Linked DNA regions of Homo sapiens: region 2 is linked to region 1. A link is a loop called in an ENCODE intact Hi-C map of the cell type or tissue named here. Cell type or tissue: GM12878. All regions are shown on one strand.

Region 1 (8,000 bases):
CTAAATTGATCGAGACCTGTCTCAGGTACTTTTTGGCTTACAGTTAACAACTCAAAGGAGTCTCAGAGTAAGAGATGATATTGTCTCTTAGGTCAGTCATCCCAGATGCCTGAAAGGGTGAGGTTGAATATTTACTGAGGCCACTCCTGCTTTTGGGACCTGACAAGACTGACAGGAAACCTGCAAACCTGGTTGATCTCATCCTGGGAGATACTCACACAATCTGATTAACTGGACTAATTATTAATGATTGTGTATATATATATTTTTGATGTAAAGGATCCATGGTTGAAAACCAGGGTCTGGCCTGTGGTGTTATGATATATATTGGTTTTCATCCATGGTTCCTTGTTCATAACTCCCAGAGCCCTTGTCACAGTCTTCTGTCACAATGTTGGGGGTGTTAGGCCTCAGGCGCAGGCCTCAGGAAATAGAATCTTTCTTCTGCTCTCCTTTCACCTGCTCCAAGGCAGGACTCTAATGTTCCCCCATCTTTCTGATTGTGGGTCTTAAGACCCTCCCAGGAGAGAATCCCACCCTGTACCCTAGGGGGAGGAATGCTGACATCATGGAGCTTCCATAAAAACCCAAGAGGGCAGAGTCAGCGAGCTACCAAGCTGAACTCTGAACGTGTGGAGGTCCCTGAAGGGCGGCACATCCAGGGAGGACGTGAAAACTCCCTGCCCCTTCCCCCATACCTCACGCTACATGTCACTCCTTCTTCTGTATCCTTCGCAATATCCTTTATAATAAACCAGTACATGTAAAAAAGAAAAAAAAAGAAAGAGGCCGGGCGTGGTGGCTCATGCCTGTAATCCCAGCATTTTGGGAGACCAAGGCGGGTAGATCACGCGGTCAGGAGCTCGAGACCAGCCTGGCTAACATAGTGAAACCCCGTCTCTACTAAAAATACAAAAATTAGCCAGGCGTGACGGTGGGTGCCTGTAATCCCACCTACCCAGGAGGCTGAGGCAGGAGAATCACTTGAACCTGGGAGGCGGAGGTTGCAGTGAGCTGGGATTGTGCCATTGCACTCCAGCCCAGGGGACAGTGCGAGACTCCGACTCAAAAAAAAAAAGAAAGAAAGAAGAAAAGAAGAAAGGAAGAGAGAGAGAAAGAGAAAGAAAGAAAGAAAGGAAGAAAGAAAGAAAGAGAAAGGAAGGAAGGAAGGAAGGAAGGAAAGAAAGAAAAAGAAAAAGAAAGAAAAAGAAAGAAAAGAAAGAAAGAAAGAAAGAAAGAAAGAAAGAAAGAAAGAAAGAAAGAAAGAAAAGAAAGAAAGAAAGAAAGAAAAAGAAAAAGAAAGGGCTATGTTTGTATAAACATGTTTTTAAAATTATCACATTATTTGCTAATATAAACTTAGTATACATAATATATTTATGAAAATAAACTACAAGGAAATCAACTTTTGTGTTGTTAGGATGAATCTCTAGCTATTGAATCCCTGAAACCTTAAGAAGCAAATTTTTGGAGGCCAGTCAAGTCCTCTATGTGAATCCCCAGGACTGGCTTAAGGAGCTTTCACCCTGAGAAGTCATTTAACTGAGAGCATGGAGAGGGTAGTGGAAACGACTCAGGCATTGTCACCAAACCAACCTGGGCTTTCATCCCGCACACCCTGTACTATCTGTGAGAAGCCAAGAAATTGACACAATTTTTCAGAGCTTGTTTCCTCAGACGTTACCAATAAAATGGGAGAAAAAAAAAACTCCTTGGGATTATTAGAAAATCAATGACATATAATGTGCAGTAGAACACAGCAAAGCACTGGACCAGAGTGAATAATAAATAATAAATAGAGTTGTCTGTCCTTGCCTTTCTTTTAACCAGCCTTCCAACCTCACAGATATGACTATACCAGCTCATATTGGATCACATGCTCCACATAAAATACTCTGTGTCTGTATATGCAGGACTATGAAAAAGGTATGCTTTGTGCATATGTTTGATGCCCTTAATTGCAGCTTCTTCCAGACTGCTTCTTATTTTCTCCCACCTTCTAATCTGGCAGTACTTTAGAGGGTTCAAATTGGCTCTGACCCTAAAATAACTTACTTTTGCTTCTGATAGTCCATAACAAGAAACATTTTTATGGAATATAATGGAGAGCTGGCAGCAGGCTGAGAATCTAACACAAGACTTTAAATGCTGCAGTTATCCATCAGTCACACTATAGAGCAGGTCACGCATAATAAACAGCTGCTTTATTAGGTTGATGGAGTATGCAGCAAATACAAAATGACGGAAAGCAGCTACAGACCAGAAGCTGAGAAGTCGCAGGAAAATGTGCTGGTGTGGGCCAATTCATGGATGCCATTGACAATCATGCCAGAGATCAGTTCTGACCAGCACACATTTCTATACTGGGAAGCCCCGGGACATTCCAAGCGCAAGAGCCAACCATCCCTGCAGGGAGGACAACCAGTATCCAGACCAAACTCTTCTGTCAGTTGGCTGCAAAATCTACTTTTCTCAATACTGAGATGCTACTAAATAAACATGTAACATGAATAAAGATAAACTATTAAAAGCTTATTTTCATGTTAAATTAGCAAGGATATTTGGGGATTTGTTTCATGGCTTTAATCCAGGCATATTCCTCCCTCATCTTTTTTTGAAATAGACTCAAGTTCTGTTTCTGACTTTATCCTGGGAGCATTTGTTTGTGACATGCAGAAAATGGGAACTGAATAGCCAGCAAGCCAAAAAGGGCAGACGATGCAAAGTCTATAAGGCAAAATGGAATGTGGGGAACAATTAGACGGCTCAAACTCTTCTCCTTCTGAGCACCACTGCATTTCCTTTTATTCATATTGTTTTACTAACCATCCCCCACCCCATAGGAGGAAAGGGATCAAAAGCTCATCAGCTATGCTAGCTTGAGAGTTGTAATCCCGACAAGCCAGCTAAAAAGTACACAAGTTTTTAAGTATATGCAAATGTGCACTGGTTCCTCTACTAATCTTATTTTGCCTTCTTTTTTAAGAATACTTTTTGGTTTTTTTTCAGACAGGGTCTTGCTCTGTCACCCAGGCTGGAATGCAGCAGTGGGATCTCTGCTCACTGCAACCTCCACCTCTAGGGTTCAAGCAATTCTCCTGCCTCAGCCTCCTGAGTAGCCGAGATTACAGGCGGATGCCACCACACCCAGCTAATGTTTTTGTATTTTTAGTAGAGATGGGGTTTCACTATGTTGGCCAGACTGGTCTTAAACTCCTGACCTCAAGTGATCCACCCACCTCGACCTCCCAAATTGCTGGGATTACAGGTGTGAGCCACCACGTCCAGCCTAGAATATAATTTTTTAATGTGATTCCATTTTATACTATGCCATTGTGACTTTGTGATCCATAAGGATGTCACAGAAAAACATACTATTGAAATCATGAGATTATAAGAGTATATGCTTAAGACTACGTCCAGCCAAATTACAGTTGATCATTTCATGGGGGAAAAAAAAAGAAAGCTTTTGCTCGTTGATCTATGCTTTTTCCATCTTAAAATTCCTTATGTTAGTATTTCAAGTCAATTTTTGTTTCCCTGCATAATCCAAGCAATTGCCACAATTTTCCATTTTACTTTGCAAATATTCATACATCAGGCATAACATTTTGCAATGATCTATCACAACCAGTTAAGTCTGTCTCTATAAACAGTAACTTTATTTTCTGAACCAAAAACAGGCCACCTGGGCTGCTGGGAGGGCAGAGTGCTTTACACCCAGCCTGTATCCCTGATTCACTCCCTTCTCCATCAAATAAGTATTCAAAACTGCCACTAGTGTTATCTTTCTAAACTGGAAATCAAATCAAGTCACTCCCATGCTTCAAACCTCTTGATGTCTTCTCTTTTTCTGTAAGATAAAATCTAAACTTCTTGGTTGAACAAGCAAACCCCCAAATAGCCAGGCTCAAGCCATCTCTTTCTGAAAAGAGAATCCACTTCATAAGCCCTTCCATCCAGCCATTCTCAACTTCTTGCCCTGGCTTAACGCAGCCTTTTCCAGATTTCATATCTTTGTACCGGCTATTCTTTCTGTGGAAATATTCTTACTCACTCCCAGTCCCCCTCACCCCCACCCATACACACACTCACTTCTACTTATTCTTCAAGACAGATTCCAATGTCTCCTCAGGGTATCTTTCCAAGACTTTCCCAGGCAGTTAGTTGTTTCTTAACAAGTTATTTGTGCCTATATCAAAGCACTCACAACATTTTATATCAATTTATCTATTTATACATTTATGTCTCCTTCTAAGCTATAGCTCTCTACAGTTTTAAGTAGACTATTTTGATGGATAACTCCAAATTGTAACTGTCTGCTGGAAGCTGGAGACTATTTTTGCCTCAGGCTCATGAGGTGAGTTCTATCAGGATCAAGGCTACCACGTGGGGGAGATGTTGTAAAGAGAGTACCAGCACTGGGGCAGGGAAGGGACGAAACAGTGATCTTTAATAATTCTTTGATAACTTTAATTTTTTAATGACTCTTCCACACCTAAGATGATGAGCGTAGGACAATAGAAATAGCCTCACAACAATCTTTTTGGTTCATCAGTAACCAGCAGCCATAAGCCAGGGCTGCCATAAGGCTTCACTACAGAGAAAGGCAGCATACTTCTAGCTAATTTATTAAGTTGAGACTCCACATTAGACACAGTCTGGGGTTAATAGCTGTGATTTTTCTATCTCTAAAAAGCTAATTACAAAGACCTATCATTCCCATTTTTGTTGGTAACTAAAGCAGTTCAAGAGGTATGCCTATTGGGGAAGTAGGAGAAGTTAGAGAGGCTTAATTGGGATAGTTGCTAATTCCAAAGAAGAGGAAACATAATAACAAAAATGCTTTTTTTTTCATTACAAAGAAGTTCTCTTTGAACTACAAATATAAGCTCTAGACAAAATGCATTGGCCCAAATATTTAGATTCCTGCTGACAGTCAGAGTCAGTGGTGGACTGATGTCATGCCAACGGACATGCAGTGTGAGCCTTTAACTTAAGAGTGCTAGGGCTAATTAGACAGGAAAATTACACCATGCCACATCCAGTTCTGGAATGTGTATTTCCACTACAGAATAGATAACAACAATGTGTAGCAGTACATCTCACATCTTCAGACTTGATCTAAGACAAAGAACAAAATACTTCAGGAATAATTCCTGAAGAACAGAATGGGATTCAGCCTTTTTTGCCTCTTCACAAACCCTTAAAAACAAAAAAGGCAAGCAAATCTTTTTTATATCTTAATTTTCTTCCACTTTATTCACAAGTTATTTTTTCCCCTTCCTCCTATGGGGTGGGGGATGGTTAGTAAAACAATATGAATAAAAGTAAGCCTCCTCTGTTGAGTTTCTGGTATAGGTGCAGAACAGTGCCAGCCTCTGTTCCTGGTAGCTAGACACTGTGCCTAGTGTGGAAACTCCACACATGCACTCTCCAGTGTCTGGGAAAGATGCCTCCAGCTGACATAGACCAGTCCCTGCCTTGCCCAGAGTCTGAAGCCAGTTTTATCCTGAGTACCTCTCCTCACACCGTGGGAATTCTGATTTTATTTGGTTCTAAACCCCAGTTCGCTGCTAGCTGGAAAGACAAGAACTAGAATCCTGTGCCTCCTCTCCATCTTTAGGAACCTCTACACACTGCAGAGTTGCTAACACAGTTTTCCTAGAAGCAATCATCTAAACCAAACCTATGTCACCAAAAAAGCAGAGCAAAGGCTGGGTGCAGTGGCTCTCACCTGTAATCCCAGCAGTTTGGAAGCCAAAGGTGGGAGGATTTCTTGAGCCCAGGAGTTCAACACCAACCTGGACAACATAGCAAGACCCTGTCTCTAGAAAAAAATACAAAAATTAGCCAGGTGTGGTGGTGCATGCTTGGGCACCAGCTTCTTGGTGAGGCTGAGGTGGGAGGATTGCTTGAACCCAGGAGTTCGAGGCTGCAGTGAGCTATGATCATGCTACCGCACTGAACCTGGGCAGCAGAGCAAGCCCCTGTCTCAGAAAAAAAACAAATTCTTACAACCCCAATAATAAAAAGATAAATAACCCATTTTCTAAAAAAAAAAAAAAAGCAAAGCAAAGAGATAATCAGAAAATAAGTATCTAGAAGAAGGGAAGTATCCAAGAGCAGTGTTCATAGCATCTGATGAGAATTTCTTGTCATCTCCAGTCAAAATTTTAAAAATAACAGCTCCATCACAAAATTATTGTCTTTCCTTATCAGTACATTTGGAAAAACTAACAGACCTTGGTCCCAAGATGTTCATTCAACTGTGGAATTCAGTTCATCAGAATCTCTACAATTTATGTTTTCTAACTATCTCTTTCTAGAATCATCAAAAGTAATTTAGTGCTGATATATGAACCAAATGAAAGTTGTTCTGAGACAACTATTACTCAGGTCAAATTACTTTAATGTCAACTATGTTAATAATAATAGCTTTTCAAGAAATCCTTTATGGAACAAATGACCTTCAGTTTTTGCTCATTGTTCCACTGAAACAACTGAAACACAAGTGAAATATACAGAGAAAGCTCTACAGATCATAGCACCATCTGCATCTCATGCCCATCCTGTTTCACTTCCTTCTCAAAATTATGGTTCTGCTTGACTTTTCCTAGTGATAAAAGTTAAAATAAAACCTGAAAATAAAATATGTAAACCCACGATTATTTATAGTTGCCCAATTTCTTATGACACAGATTTGATCCAGTTCTGCATGACTAAGAAAATTAAGCATGAAACATCTCTTTCAACAGACTTCTCAAGCACTGAGATGCTTTGCGGCAATTCGACACGTGTGTTGGTAGGAAACAAGAAATACAAAGATAGATGGCATCATCTGAAAAGAAAAAAGTGAGGGCCTAGGTCTATGGAGGCAGTTTAATCACTTGCAAGCAGTTTATCATTCAACATAATAACACAGGCCCTAAAAAGCCTGCTCTGACACTCTCATTTGTCCTGTGATAGACTGCTCACTGCATGGGAATTTAATATCCCCAATGCAATCAAACTTTGTGGTGCACAGAATTTGTCCATCATCTATAAGCTAGAAGTCACAATACAACTCACTTCACTCACCAGGGCAGGATGCTGCAAGGGGCCACAGTCTGTCACTGACAGGTTGGTTCTCAACCCAGCTCCCACATAAGACTCATTTGTGAATGCCCAGACCCCACCTCAGAATGTATGAAGCCAGAGCATGGACATTTTTTTTCTCAAAGCAGGTGATTCTATCATAGAGCTTTGTTGAGAATCATAAGGATTCAACATTTGACCTTTCAGCATGATTGCTGGTGGTGTTTTGAAATTTGGTTCAAGGGCAGAGAATACACTACCTTCCAGAAAACTAAAGCAGCCTCATTTGTGAGGCTACATAATAGTTTTCCTTGTAGGTGGGCAGCCCTCAGGGAGTTCTCTGATGGGGTATAAATCTCGTTTTCCATAGAAACAAGCAGATCTCCTGGCTGTTCTGTTCCTGATTAGCCTGGCACAAAAATCTCATGTCCCAGGCAAAGTAGATGTTATTATCATTAGTTTATAAAGAAATGGAAAATCTGAAAGGTAAAATGGCTTGCCTAGTTTCATATTGCTGGCTGAAAATTGGCTGGCTCAAAGCAAAGATTACAATTTTCTATCTCTAAGTTTTTTCCTGATCTTAAAATGTATTGTCTACTGTGTTATCTTCCCATATGAATTAAATTTCAGGTTTAGGAAAATAGGATGTACTCTTTAAAAATAAAATAAAAAAATTTATTTTAGAGTTTATTTTGGAGCAACGATTTTCAAAGTGTAATCCCTGAACCAGCAATATGAGGATCACTTGGGAATTTATTAGAAATGCAAATTCTCATTCGGACCTAGAGAATCAGAAGGTCTGGGGATGGGGCCAGCTCACCAGGTGATTTACATGCCTCCTAAGGTTGGAAAACAACTGTTTCTAACAAAAGCTAAACTGTTAAACTGTAAGCATTTTCCCCAAAACGTTGTTGAAGTAGAAC
Region 2 (8,000 bases), 520 kb after region 1:
CTGATAACATACTCAGGGAACTAAAACTAACTTACTGTGGCTGAAGAGCAAAGTATGAATTGAGAAGTACTGAGAGAGACCAAAGAGGTCAACAAGGTTAATATATCATGAAGCCTGCTAAGGAGTTCAGACCCTATCCTAAGGGTAAGAGTCATTAAAATATTTAAATACTTTTATATGTAATATAATCCTTATTAACAAAAGATAATTTTAGCCAATGTGATGTGTTTAGAGGGAGACAGAAAGGTCAACCTGGAGATTGTTACAGTTTTCCAGGTAAGACATAATTATAGCCAGAATTAGAATAGTAAGAGTGGAGACAAAAGTGAATATTAAGATCCTAGTCTAAGAAGAATTAGAAGCAGTTAAGTGAACACTAAAAGCACAAATAAACAGGTATAGTTGTAACAGTGAATAAATTACCAAAAGTCAGATTTCACAGAATATGGGACATCTAAGCTGAAATTTCAACAAGGTACAGTAAGATTTCCAAAGAAGAAGAAAAGGCATTTCAAACTTTACGAAATCCTTTTATTTTCCTTTTTATATAGAGACAGGATCTCACTCTGTCACCCAGGCTGGAATGCAGTGGCACCATCATAGCTATCTGCAGCCTCAAACTCCTGGGTTCAAGAGATCCTCCGGCCTCAGCATCCCAAGTAGCTGCAACTATAGGTACACAACCACCATGCCCAGCTAATTTTTAAATTTTTTGTAGAAACATGGTTTCACCATGTTGCCCAGGCTGGTCTTATACTCCTGGCCTCAAACAATCCTCCTGTCTCAGCCTCCCAAAATGCTGGAATTATAGTTGTAAAGCACTGTGCTGAGCTTATAACAGACTTTTATATAGCAGAGTTATTTCCCTGTTCAAATAATTTGAAAAAATTAAAAAATAATCTGTATGTTTAAAATGTATATCCTATTTTTTTAGGCAGAAACTTTAAAAAAAAATCTCCATTTATGACTCATCTTACATTATGATTTCATCATACTTTATTAAATCTATTCTAGGCTGGGCGCGGTGGCTCACGCCTGTAATCCCAGCACTTTGGGAGGCCGAGGCGGGCGGATCACGAGGTCAGGAGATCGAGACCATCCTGGCTAACACGGTGAAACCCCGTCTCTACTAAAAATACAAAAAATTAGCCGGGCGAGGTGGCGGGCGCCTGTAGTCCCAGCTACTCGGGAGGCTGAGGCAGGAGAATGGCGTGAACCCCAGGGGGCGGAGCCTGCAGTGAGCCGAGATTGCGCCACTGCACTCCAGCCTGGGCGACAGCGAGACTCCGTCTCAAAAAAAAAAAAAAAAAAAAAAAAAAAAAAATCTATTCTAACAAACTACAAGCTATAAAAATCTTGAGTCTGGCCTCTAGCAGATCTTAGTTATCATTACAAAAAAGTTCCTGACAGTAAAATCACAATGAAAAAATAAAAACAGTCCAGTCAAGACATATACAGTGTATATGTAAATTTTTAAATAACTTTAAAATGGAACATAATGTCTTATCATTATGATAAAAATTAGACCAATAATAAAATGTATCTCAGGATGAGTTAAACTTAAAAGATAACAACTGTACAATCTAATTCAGCAAATATTTATTGAGAATTTATACACCTACACACATTTATCTTTCCATATACATTGTCCCTGTAGTAGGAAATAGAAAGATAAAGAGCTACGAGGCAGATGCTTCCTCAAGAATTTTGTAAGCCAGATGGGAAGACGGACATAATTCATTTCAGGTAGCATTTTTACAAGACTTCTACAATGATAATGTGACTTTATGAATAAAAATGGTTCTAGCAGAGGAGTCTTTGATATTCCTTTGCATTTAATAATGTAAGATGCAGATGTCAAAGGATTAATACACTAACTATAGTGAATATATTTTATATTTCCATTATTTTACTCTATAGATGTAATGTTGCATTCAAGAAAATTACTATTGATTTGAATTATGACCAAAAATTTAACTGCCAAATATCAAAAAGAAACATCAAACTCTAGGTAACAAATACATGGCAAACACAGAAAACATATAAAAATGAAAAGGGTATCTGGCCGGGTGCGGTGGCTCATGCCTGTAATCCCAGCGCTTTCAGAGGCTGAGGCAGGTGGATCACCTGAGGTCAAGAGTTTGAGACCAGCCTGGCCAACATGGTAAAACCCCATCTCTATTAAAAATACAAAAATTAGCTGGGCACTAACGTACAGCTGGTTGCAGTTGTCTGTAATCCCAGCTACTTGAGAGGCTGACGCAGGAGAATTGCTTCAACCCAGGAGGCAGAGATGGCTATGAGCCGAGACAGTGCCACAGCACTCCAGCCTGGGTGACAGAGCGAGACTCTGTCTCAAAAAAAAAAAAAAAAAAAAAGCAAGCAAAGGAAAACCAACATAATTATTTGTATTTTAGACCTATAATTTAAGTAACATATTTCTCTCTCAGTCTCACTTTAATACTTGAAAGTAACAATAACACTTACCTTACAACTATAAGAATGGCTATAAGAATTGAACAGATAGGATCTGCTATCATCAGACCAAAATTTTGCATCATGATGGCAGAAGCAATTACACCAATACTTCCAAGTGTATCTGCTAGGATATGTAAAAATACACCTAGAAATAAACCATAATAAAAATCAAAACAGTCTTTTGGTTAATTTAAAATACGAATATATCCTAGAGCTATACTCTTAATTTTATATATAAAAAACTAGATATCAACTTCAAAAATAAGTAAGCATGTATATTCACCATTTAGTAACCATGTAATAGTACATTTATGAATTAAAATCACTTTTTCTGTTTCAAATCAACAGGGGTTGAAATATCTGACTGGTAATTTATACCTTTTCTTAATGATATAAATGAAGTAGAGAAGCAAGTTGATTTTAAAAATTGTTTGTGAACATTCACCTCTGGCTAACAGGAGTCCAAAAGTCAGTAATTTGTTATGGGATGGAAATTGCATTAGGCTAAAAGAACTGGTCAAGAAAACATTTTTAACTATAGATATACGTACATACAGAGCCCTCTGCTGGTGATTACAATTATTACCATTTGGGACTACAATTTCCCATAAACCATAATTTCACTTATCCTGTTACACTTATTAATTATCCTAAAAGCTCTATCTAAACTGGTTACATACTACACTCAGAGGTGACGTGAAAGCAGGCACTGATTTGAATATTTTTAAATAAATATAAAATACATGTTGAACTTTTAATAATTAAATATTAAATTGGTAGGATACTGATGTTATACTGATATTCTAAAAACTTAGACATAATAACATTTAGTAAGTCAAAGTTGCCCAGAAAACCATTTAAAATGTCAAGAAGTAAGATTTATGTACAATACTTTCTGAAAAAACTCAACTGAGACAAATTATTCAACGTTTAGATCTTTAATACAAAATTTCTATACCACAAACATTCTTTTAAACTTCAATCATGTCTTGCTAAAAATAGAACATTATTCAATACCATCATCTGCCCTATCTGAAAAGAAATAGTTAATGCATAAAAAGCATGTATGTAGTTGAGAAATACTTGATTTTTCTTTTTTAGTATTCACTGCACAATAAAGGGTGAACTGTAATTATTTTTAGGTATATAAATACAAACAAACTCAAGAAATGTTCTAATAACTTAAAAATTGACTGCTAATGAGTCAAATCAAATCTTGTGTTCTGGAAAATTATACTTCATTTTATCTGCCACTGATGGAAATTTATATCAAATATTATATTAAATATAAATCATCCCTCACTACCTACATATAACTTTTCGTTTATATACAGTTTAACTCTATTATTATAACTGTTCTTCAAAAAGAACAGTCCTTTAAGAACAACTTTCTTAAAAATATTTCCAAAAGAAATAAATTTTGTCAGACATACTTATAGAATAAATATTCGGTTCCTATCACGTATTTCAAATAGCAGTGAATTAAATAGGTTAATAATGTTGGGGCCACTTTAACTTTTAAAACTACAACTGGAAAAAAAATACACATCAAAGCAGATTGAAGGTCCCTAACTACAAACTCTTATATATGATACATGCTTTTAAGCCTTTATATTCTTTAATCAGTGTTTTGGTAGAATAAAAAATGAAAATAACTCTAAACATGAAAAGAAAAAGAAAATAATGATTTGTAAGAAAATAATGATTTGTTCTTGATTTTCCTTAGACTGGAAAGTCCCTGGCTACCATTTATTTGCTAACCTGAAAACTGGTTTTATTAGTAAGTGTCATTAAAACTACCTAAAGCCTTCTTACTACATAAACTGTTTAAGAAAAAAATCACTAAGAAAGAAACATAAACTAGGATGTTTAACTTATACAAAGTTAAAAGCCTTAGAAGATGTGGTAGGATACTGATAACCTAACCCCCCAAAACCTTAGTAAGCCAGGAGTCAAGATGTAGCATATAATTGAAAAACATAATTAATTCAAGTTTTTCATGTATGAGTATCTATCTACCTGGTCATTTTACAAGAAGTTTTTAATGCCAGGTAGTTTTCTCTGTTCTTCAGCTATTTACTGGGCTCTTCAGCCACCATAAATTGATAAATATTCAGAAAATATAAATTTATTTTCACAATAACTTATATAAAAGAGAATTAGAAAGGCAAATCTAACTTCCTTTCCTCCAACTTGTGATGACTTTCAAAATTAAATTCTTATTATCAAGGCTAATTTATAGTACTTGATATAGATGCATCATATATGCATGATTATATGTTATTTCAGCAAATGTTATTCTAAAACAATTCCATATCTTTTGTAAATGGAAAACCTGTGATTGGAAGACACATTTAAGCCTTCTGAAAATAAATTTCTCAGTATGAAGGAATATATTCACAGTGAAAAAATAAAAAACGAGAGTTATATAAAGAAATAGTGAAGACAAATAGGTGCAGTTGAGATTGGATCAGAAGCCATTCAGAAAGTCAGACTGAAGTCAAAAGTTAATAAAGGCAAGTAGATAGCTGGGAATTAGGAAACCCTGACAATAAAGTCTAAATGGAAACTCAGAGCCAGAGATTGATTAATAACCTACCGCCCCACCCACAAAAACAAAACAAAACAAAAAAAAATTACTATAATTCATAGACAGGATTTTCTCTGGCATGTAAAACTTTGTAATATACAATTTTACACATGTATTAGCTATTGATGGCCTACAAATATTATGGAGTTCTCACTTTGCATTAAATCTTTAGCTCTAAATTTTCCCACAACATAAAAACATATTAAATATTATTCTTGGAAAAACTACATAATAATCCTGTAAAAGCAAACATACTCCTACAGACAGTCCTCGACTTAAAATGATCAACTTATGACTTTGGCTTCATGATGGTGTGAAAGCAGTATGCATTCAGTAGAAACTATACTTCAAATTTTGAATTTTGATCTTTTCCTGGGCTGGCAATAATGTGCTATGATCATCTCTCATGATGCTGGGCAGCAACAGCAGGCGGCAGCTCCCAGTCAGCCAAGCAATCACAAGGGTAAACAACTGATACTGTACTCTACAGTGGACTGTATTAAATAAATTACATGAGATATTCAACACTTTATTATAAAATAGGCTTTGTGTTAGATGATTTTGCCCAACTGTAGGCTAATGCAAGTGTTCTGAGCACATTTAAGGTAGGCAAGGCAAAACTATGATGTTCGGTAGGTTAGGTGTATTAAATGCATTTTCAACCTACAGTATCTTCAATTTACCACGGGTTTATTAGGACACAACCCCACAGTAAATCAAGAAGCATCTATACAATGTTTATAGTCACAGGCATGGGTATTACTTATATTCAAGCAGAATAGTTTCCGAATCTTTTTGAGATACGAGTCTCATATGTTCCCCAGGGTGGTCTCAAACTCTTGGGCGCAAGCAAGCAATTCTCCTGAGTAGCTGGGATTGTGGGGACATGCCAAGTGCACCCAGCTCTATATTTTGCTTTTATTATCAAATCAGAGAAAACAGTCAAGTGACAATTAAAAGAATGTCTGCTAATATATCTAATAGTATATAAAAAACAATCACTAGAAAGGCTAACACTAAACACAAACACTATGTTTTATATTTTTCTTAAAGGAAAACTTCAGACAACTAAAACTTCAAAACTATAAAAGCAGTTTCAAAAAACTAAGAAACATAAAAATTGCTTGTCATACCTTGTAAAATCTGTCTGCTGGGTCCTGTTGTTTCTTTTAAGGACGGGCCATCTGTAGAGAATTAAGTTATTTTAAAACATGTTTTCAATTCCTCATTCAAGTTTTTACAATTCAGAGTCCTTTTCATTCAAATGCATCATCAAGAATGCATGGCTATATAGCCATATCAAACTTACAAATTTATTTTTTAAATTTAATAAAATAATTGAGTGGAGGTAAATTTAGTGGCAGTAGTTTTAAAATTCATCAAAAGTATGGAGTATTTCAGAAATTATTGTATTAAAAAGATTAAAAGCACAGGAAATTAAAGACATTGTGAAAATCTTCCAGTATTCATAAAATATCTTTTAATACTCTTACAATTGGAAAATTCAGAGAAACCCAAATGTACTGCTTGAAGTTATGAGGTCCAAGAAATGAAGCCAGGATAGAAAGATAACTTGACTATGGTAAACAGTAGTTTTCAACAGCTTCTAGATTAATGTGGCAAACTCTTGATACAGAAGAGATAAAAATAATTTTTTTCATTTTGCTTTTATGATGACAAAATGCTATAATTTCTATCTCTAAACATCTTGAAAATTACTATTCAGCTTTAACATTAAAACAGAAAATATAGGAAAACAAGGCAAAAGATGAGCAATATTTGTTTAAACAGATCATCAGGAAGACTGACAAGCTTTCTGATCACAACTAACAATGTACCTACTATCATCATTTGTTCATGGCCCACAGCACCAAAAAGGTCAAGGTACCCTTATCAGTACAGCTTTGATAGAGCATTATAACAATGTTCTGCAATAATGTAACAAAGAAATATAAAAGCATAACACCATATAATATTTCCTATCTAGATATTGTACTGCTGTATGGGAATGAAGAAGTAGCTACCCTGAAAAATCCAGCTGATAGCCAAAAGTGTAAGAGATATGCAGTTTTTCAACATTATTTTGGGATGCATGTGAGCAAAAAAGTTGGAAAAGCAAGGTTTTAAAGCATACCAGTGTAACTGTTATAAAAATACAGGATATTTTAGAGACTGACACAGGCAACAGGCAAAAATAGACAAGAAGGATTACATCAAATTAAAAAGCTTCTGCAAGGCAAAGGAACCAAATAACAAAATGAAAAGGCAACTTACAGAATGACAGAAAATATTTGCAAACTATGTATCTGATAAAATATATACAGAACTCACAATCAACAGCAAAGGTAAATAAATAACCTGATTTTAAAATGGTCAAAGAGTTACAGAACGACAAACATTGCATGTTCTCACTTATTTGTGGAGTACAAAAATTCAAAACAATTAAACTCATGGAAGCAGAGAGTAGAAGGATGGTTACCAGAGGCTGGGAAGGGTAGTGTGGTGCTGCAGGAGTGAGGATGGTTAATGGGTACAAAAAAAAAAAAAAAAAAAAAAGAATGAATGAATAAGATTTACTATTTGATAGCACAACAGGGTGACTACAGTCAATATTAATTGTACCTTTCAAAATAACTAAAAGAGTGTAACTGGATTGTTTGTAATACAAAGGATAAATGCCTGAGGAGAAGGATACCTCATCTCCATGATGTGATTATTTCACACTGCATGCCTGTATCAAAACATCTCATGTACCCCATAACAATATACACCTACTGGTTGGGCACAGTGGCTCACACCTGTAATCTCAGCAGTTCGGGAGGCCAAGGCAGGTGGATCACGATGTCAGGAGATTGAGACCATCCTGGCTAACACGGTGAAACCTCGTCTCTACTAAAAATACAAAAAGTTAGCTGGGTGTGGTGGCACACGC

Evidence for each region. Hi-C counts contacts between places; a loop is a spot of excess contacts. Peaks named below come from ENCODE experiments on the same cell type or tissue, not always from the same donor. Only the 100,000 strongest peaks of a DNase experiment are listed, where the experiment ranks them.
Region 2: a loop joins it to region 1, with 7 times the contacts of the local background. A loop is called at or near these places in 4 of 110 quality-filtered maps.

Annotation. Positions count from the first base shown.
Region 1 is chr1:101,434,977-101,442,976 of GRCh38, reverse strand. No RefSeq gene overlaps it. Among named protein-coding and RNA genes, the nearest start is that of LINC01307, 120 kb to the right of the region's middle. RefSeq lists an enhancer at 6,422-6,591. In GM12878, a CTCF peak has its summit at 4,393; DNase peaks (open chromatin) are centred at 4,446 and 6,676; H3K27ac peaks cover 3,900 bases.
Region 2 is chr1:100,916,329-100,924,328 of GRCh38, reverse strand. It overlaps SLC30A7 (solute carrier family 30 member 7), which reads right to left. Exons shown (of 11, transcript NM_133496.5): 7 at 6,202-6,252; 8 at 2,488-2,623. Among named protein-coding and RNA genes, the nearest start is that of SLC30A7, 24 kb to the right of the region's middle. In GM12878, a CTCF peak has its summit at 3,048 (motif pointing left); no DNase peak of the experiment used is centred here.